Regions from separate parts of the Mus musculus genome. Here region 2 is linked to region 1. A link is a contact called in ENCODE Hi-C or POLR2A ChIA-PET data. All regions are on one chromosome and are shown on one strand. The core of a region is the stretch at or near the end of the contact, and the rest is flanking DNA. Distances in the headings are between cores, read along the strand shown.

The links. Hi-C counts contacts between places; a loop is a spot of excess contacts on that map. ChIA-PET counts read pairs that join two places held with the same protein, here RNA polymerase II (POLR2A).
Region 2: a map of heart shows a loop between it and region 1 (6-fold over the local background). The contact joins the promoter of Rtn3 here to the promoter of Mark2 in region 1. A Hi-C loop is called at or near these places in 1 of 37 maps with a recorded cell type or tissue (heart). POLR2A ChIA-PET finds 5 or more read pairs at or near these places in 1 of 5 experiments (embryonic stem cell).

Annotation. Positions count from the first base shown.
Region 1 is chr19:7,339,912-7,343,366 of GRCm38, reverse strand. It overlaps Mark2 (MAP/microtubule affinity regulating kinase 2), which reads left to right and starts at 1,507. Exons shown (of 18, transcript NM_007928.3): 1 at 1,507-2,199. The coding sequence starts at 2,146.
Region 2 is chr19:7,481,610-7,485,064 of GRCm38, reverse strand. Rtn3 (reticulon 3) reads left to right here and starts at 1,774. Exons shown (of 9, transcript NM_001003934.2): 1 at 1,774-2,126. The coding sequence starts at 1,982.

The DNA of each region.
Region 1 (3,455 bases), core at 258-2,757:
GTGGTGAGGAAATGAAGGCCGGGGATCAGTAGTTCAACCATCCTTGGTTACATATCATGGCCAGCCTGGGCTACTTAATACCCTGTTTCCAAAAAAAGCAAAAACAAAAGAACAACAAAAACTTGGATGGACAGGGTGGTTGGTGCACACCTTTAATCCCAGCCCTTGGGAAGCAGAGGCAGCTCCAGGAGTTCTTGGTCAGTCTGGTCTACAGTGGGAAACTGTGTCATAGAATCGAAACTAACAGCAGAAAGGAAATGTTATGTGTAATTTAAAGAAATATTTATTTGTATGTGCCTATGTTTGTGCTTTTATGGGTTTATGTGTATCACTGGCATGCGGGTGCTGGTAGAGGCCAGAGGGCATCATTTCCCCTGGAATTGAAGTTACAAGGGGTAGGGAGCCATCTGATGTGGATGCTGGGACCTGACCAGATTCTCTGGAAAATAGTACAGGCTCTGAATGAGCCAGCATTCTGACCTATGTTGTAGTATTTATCTATTTAACTTTTGTGTATATGAGTGTTTAGCCTGTATGTACGTCTGTGCAACCTAGTGGAAGCCAGAAGGTGTCAAACCACCTAGAACTAGTTAGACAGTTGTTAACCACCATATGGGTGCTGGGTACTAAACCTCAGTCCTCTGGGAGAGCAACCAGTCCTTCCTCTTGACTTCTGAACCATCTCTCCAACTCATTTTATATATATACATATACATACATATGTATATATATTATACACACACACATATATACATATATAATTACATTTTTATTTAGTGTATAGGGTAGCATGCTCATGGAACAATGTTTTAGACTTGGTTCTCCCCTTTCACTATGTGGATCCCCATGGATCAAACTGAGTTATTTTGCTGGCCTTTGTTATGTGATTCCATGCCAAGATCACGCAAGCATTTTTCTCAATACTGAAAAAAATACTGTACCTTAAAGGTGTGTTAAGTTTCAAGGACGCTGACCCAGTGCCTGTCCGACCTGGTGTCTGTCCCAGGCTTTACAGAGGAATGAGGGGACTGACTCAATATAAGGCTGACATAGACTTCTAGAAGCCAAGATAGTCGCAAGATGGGCGGGTGTGCAAAGCAGGAGACAGGCAATAGGATGACACTACACTTGGCAGTTGACTCACACGTTGATAGCAAGGTTGAGCGATAAAGTGGGTTTTATGAGCTAAACATGCGGATGGGAAGTTGGCGTTAGGCTCAAAGGACATCAGTTGTAGGAACAGCTAATAGCGGTATTTTCTAAGTCAAACAACAGGTACAGGTGACCCACGCCTGTTCAAGGTTTGAAAATAACCGAAAACTGACGGAAAGAAACGAAGAGATAGATTCTTAGCCTCGGCAGCTCTCGGGTGTTGCCGGAAATGGCTGACTACCGCTCTCGGCCGAGCGACGGAACGGGGGCGTGGCCGGTTTAGCACACGCGGAGCCTCTTCGGCTGTTTCCGGAAACTGCCGAAAGCTTGCTCCAAGTGGGCGGAGAAAGGCCGGTAGGCGTGGCTGCTGGTTGGCTCTGGAGGTGCGGGGAGTCTCTTCGTGGATTTCCGTAAACAGAGCCGAACCTCGGTCTTCGGAATCTAGGAGGTGCGCGCGTCCCCGGGGATTACCTTCTTCGGTAGTTTCCGGAATTCACCCATCGTCTGGGCCGAGAGGAAAAGGCTCTTCCCCCTCCCGTTCCTAGTTGTTTCGGATGTTTCCGGCTCTTGCCGGCGGAAAGAGCCGAGGGCTGGCGGTGGTGGCGGCCATGTTGGGAGCAGCAGGTCCGGCGGCGGCTGCCTGTGTGTCGGGCGCGGAGCAGTGCGGCTGAGGGCAGGGGAGGAGCGAGGCAGGCGGCCGGCTGCGGCGGTTGAGAGTAGGCGGAGCGGCGCGGCCGGGCCGAAAGGCGGCACAACCCAGCCGGGGGTCGGGGGGGGGGGTGCGGTCCGGAGCCGCTCGGAGCCGGCGAGGCCTAGCCCGAGCGGTGCATCACCGGGCTGGCGTGAGCCATCGCCCGGCCTCCCCGCACCCCCGGCCGGGGCCCATGCAGCGGGTGCTCCTGCTGTGAGAAGCCCCGCCCGGCCGGGCTCCTAGCCTTCCCTTCCCTATCTTCCTCCAAGCTTCTCCATTCCCTCCCCTGAGATACCGGCGCCATGTCCAGCGCTCGGACCCCCCTACCCACGCTGAACGAAAGGGACACGGAGCAGGTAAGGAGCCCTCAGGGCTCCCCTAATTCTGTGACTGGGCCCCTGCACCTTACGGAGGCTCCCTCCCTCAGTTCTCCTCGTGCTCCTGCTTTCTTCTACAAGCCTAGGCTGTCATCTGGCCCTGGGTTCCAGCCCTTCACATCCCTCTTCCGAATCCTGACCTGGGACCCACGTCGTCCTGACTGAACTGCACACTTGTATTTCTGCCAAACGCCCCTCGCCTCTCACCGCCCTCCTGCGCTCTTCCGTGCTATCTCCCCAGCTTCCCCCTCTCTTCCCTTTTCTCTCAGGGGCCTTTCTGGTCTTCCTCCACCCACGCTTAAAGCAGCCACCTTCCTGCTCCTCGAATAATACCCCGCGATTTGCCGCGGATTGTTGCCCACCTCTTTCTGCATCTCTCTAGCTTTGTACCCTCTCTACCCGCACCGGCTCTCACAATCCTCGGTTTTCTCCCTCAAGAGTCCGTGTCTCGGGAGTGTGTTCTCGGTCCCTTTCCCCTTTCACTTCCCCAGCTTTTTCTATCCTCCTTTCCCGTTCCAAATTGGGCTCTCCCTGTTGCTTGCAACCCACCAGCTCCACCCTCGTCACCTTTCCAAATCGTTCGCCTACTCCTTGCTCATCACTTTCCCTTCTTTTCGGCAGGAGCTCCCAGGCTCCTGGCACTGGCATGTGTCGCTTCCGTGTTTCCCATACAGCTGTCATGCGCATAGTTTTCCCACAGGTTGCCTTTGGGGTTCCAGTCACCGCTCCCTTCAGAGTCTTTGGATCACTCCTGTTCTCTTCCCCCTGGGGTTTGGCATTTAAGTCCTTGGGCCTCCTGTCTGAATGCTCTTCCAGATTATCCCTGGGCTCTCCTCTACCGTGGGAAAGTCAGTGTTTTAGTCTGGCTGTATTAACATAACCTGTTGCTCACTCTTTTGCGGGCTGCATCAGCTGCATCAGTCCCTACTTTACTGCCTACTTACACTGCAACACAAATTCCGATACTGTCTTTCCAAACTGGTGGCTGTCACTTCTCATAGTATCATAGTATCTTTCTTGTTTGCTACTTCCTATTGCTCAACCTTCCCCCATCTCTCTTACAATACCTCCTTAATCAGTGCTGCCTTTCCTGTCCTAATGGGTCTCCTCCTCCCCTCCCAGTCTGTTTACAGCTTGTATGCTCTGTCCATTCCCTTTCTCTTAGCTAGCCTTTGCGGGTCCCAGGGTGTATGCTAACTGCTTATGCTGCGCACCAGCTCCTGGGCTGGCCTATG
Region 2 (3,455 bases), core at 525-3,024, 140 kb before region 1:
TTAGGCTTGCTCACCACCTGATCTTATGGAGTCATTTTCTTTTTCTTTTCTTTTTTTTTTAAAGATTTATTTATTTTATTTATATGAGTACACTGTAACGGTCTTCAAACACACACCAGAAGAGTACATCAGATCCCAGTACAGATGGTTGTGAGCCACCATGTGGTTGCTGGGATTTGAACTCAGGACCTCTGGAAGAGCAGTCAGTGCTCTTAACCACTGAGCCATCTCACCAGCCCTGGAGTCATTTTTTTTTTTTTTTTTCCAGAGACAGGGTTTCTCTGTTGTAGCCCTGGCTGTCCTGGAACTCACTCTGTAGACCAGGATGGTCTTGAACTCAGAAATCCACCTGCCTCTACCTCCCAAGTGCTGGGATTAAAGGTGTGTGCCACCACTGCCTGGCTGGAGTCATTTTCTTAATCAAGGTTCCCTCTTTTCAGATTTCAAGGTAACATAGAACTATCCAGCATGCCTGACTTTAACATAGACTTTAAGAAAAAAATACTTAAGCATTCACCAAAATAAGTAATTGGATTCCTGATTACTGGCATACAGTTCCCTTTGCCATCGTTCTCTGGCACTCAACAGCATCGGGGGACAGTTTGCTGCACTATCAATTGATGCCTGCCGTTGAGTGACAGAGTAAGATATTTTCCAGAGTCATTTTGGGAAATATCCTGGATCGTTTTCAGAACACTGCAACAACCAAGATGCTATCTGAGCTTTATTTGACCTTAAAAAACTGTCTAGGACAGATGCGGTCCACAGCTTGTTCCCCATCTGCAGCAGCCTGCTTGCCTAGCGCTCCCTCTGTGAGTTAGCATCTTTACAGAATTTGCTGAATCTGCAATTGCACTTTGGGTCATAGATTGCTACTTAGCAACATCAAATCCCACAGCTTTATCATCATTATGTACTTAAAATTTAAAAAGAACAAAATTTGACATAAATTGATGTCCAGTTTCAAATGTCATTTTTTGGGGGACTCATCTTAGGACATGAATAAAATTCAGTATTATGAGTATCTGTGCCTCATTTTTAATACCTCATTTCATGTCCACTCCATTCCCCCAGTCCCAACCAAGACGTTTTCTCCTGGTTTTCCTTTCCTCGGCAGCTTCTTTTTTATTTTCCAAAGTATGTTTTTTGTAGCTCAGAACATAGCTCAGAGAAAAGACAACCTGAAGCCTCTTTGGGAAGAAAAACAAGATAAAAATATGAAGCCGATTCTGTGCCTGCATTGCAATGTGATTGGAATGAGTAATAGTTTCTCATTCTGTTTAGCATCTTTCTCCACCTATCAAACATGGGACTGTACCATGCCTGCCTCGGTGGGGCGATATTACGACACGACCAGATAATTCAAAAAGAACATTACAGAGGGGGGGTCTTTAAATATTGTACTCTTTGGAGTCACAGGCTGGTACGTATCAGGCAAAGACATCAATTAGGATTTATAATAAAAAATTTGTAGCTTATGAAGGCATAAAGAAACATAATCTGCCAGCTAGAAAACATTCACATAAACAAGTGGAAGGTGGGGAGACTGGGCACGGTTAATCTGTAGCAGGGGCTGCAGTGGCGGGCCGGTTCTAGAGTTTAGCCACGCCCCTTACGTCAGGCTTTCCCCCATTCCCCCACCCCCTACCCCTCACCCCCGAGAGGCCTGCCCCACCCGCGGGCCCAGTCACTGCGTCCTTTCCTGCGGGAGCGCAGAGGGACAGTTCTTGCGCCTGCGCATTGCGTCGCTGCGCGCCTCCGAGGCCGCCGCCCGCGCGTCCAGGCTCTTTGTGCGCATGCGCGCTCGCACTCCTTCTCTCCCTGCGGAGCTCGGCTGAGTCAGTCAGTCTGTCGGAGTCAGTCTTCCGAACAGGCGTCGCCGGGAACTTCGGAGAGCCAGCTGCTGGATTATTCTGTGTCCCCTCCCACTCTCCCGCCCTACGTCTCTCTTCACCCTTCTCCCGCCCTTGCTCGTACAGCCATGGCGGAGTCGTCAGCGGCCACTCAGTCCCCGTCAGTCTCCTCGTCGTCCTCCGGGGCCGAGCCGTCAGCTCTCGGCGGCGGCGGCGGGAGCCCTGGAGCCTGCCCCGCCCTGGGGGCGAAGAGCTGCGGCTCCTCGTGTGCGGGTGAGGCGCGCGTGGGGCTTGGTCCCTGGGGAGCGCGAGCTACTGGGTCTCCGGGAAGGGGCGAGCGACCTGTCTGGGCCGTGGGCGGCTTTAGTCTCTTGGCGGGCATTTGAGGAACAGGCTAAGGGGGAGGGGAGCGAAGGACCGAGGTGAGGAAATAACGGGGTGTGAAGAAAACAGGTTGGGGGCGGGGTGGTGAACTAGAGTGGGCGTTGACGCTGACCCCCTGCAAGGGAGGGCACCGCAGTGGGGTGAAAACGGAGAAAGGCTATGTGCACCCAATGGATCGAGTGCTGGAGGCCCGAGAGCCCTAGGGTGGGTCGGGGGGTGGGGGTGACTTAGAGCAGGATTAGCGAGCCTCAGGGGATTGTGACAGGTGGGACGTAGGAGAAATGAAGTCGCTAGGATTTTGAGAGGGGTAGTGGTGGAAAAGGTGGCGTTGCAGGTTTGCAGACCGGTTGACACAATCTTAAATGGATGATATAGCCTTCCAAAAAAAAATTTTTTTTTTTTTTTGTTCGCCAGAAGGATCAGGAAGTTCTGTTACTGTTTTTGGCTAAACTGAATGCCAGATTTTTTTTTTTTTTTTTTTTTTTTTCTGAGACTCTGAGGTAGATGAGGCGTGATGAGAATAGCATGGGAAGATTTGGGAGGGAGCTGCTGATAGTCCAAGATGGATCCTTGGCTGCATCTGCAACACAGCCGGCTCTTCACCGGTGGTGCATCGTGGGGGTGGGGACACGCAGTCAGTTGCTATATTCTAGAAGATAATAAATACAGTCTTGCCAAGCCATCACCATGTTTTGATTTCTTGTTTTCGATGGCCTATTCTCAATAGCAGCATAACAAAAGGGAACGATTGCTGCAGGGGAAAGAATTCAGACAAAGCCTGGGCTGCTTGAACCCCCTTCTCTCTTGTGTGTGAAAAGACTAGGAGGGACGCTGGCGGCCTCCTTTAGTTTCTTTTGTATACAAGTCTGCCTGCTGGTGGGAGCTGACTGGCAAGCTCGACTCAGATCAGAGAGATCTGCAGTGCAGATGCCTTCTTGAGGAAAAATATGCACCACTGGCAGGTGGTGGTTCTTAAGAGAACTGAGTCTTTGGCGAAAAATTCGGTTTGTCAAAGGAAGGATTTTAAGAGGTTTAGAAAATGCTTTGTTGACTCCAGCGCAGTCTTGAATTATGACACAATATTCCTGATCTTAGCATTAAATATATTCTCTCATGTTTCCTAATACTGGCCTTCCACCTGTCTGAGAGCTTTGGTGCCCTGCAGAATTCTCCATGGGAATGGCCATTTGGATAAATGGTATGGGAGGAAGTTTTCTG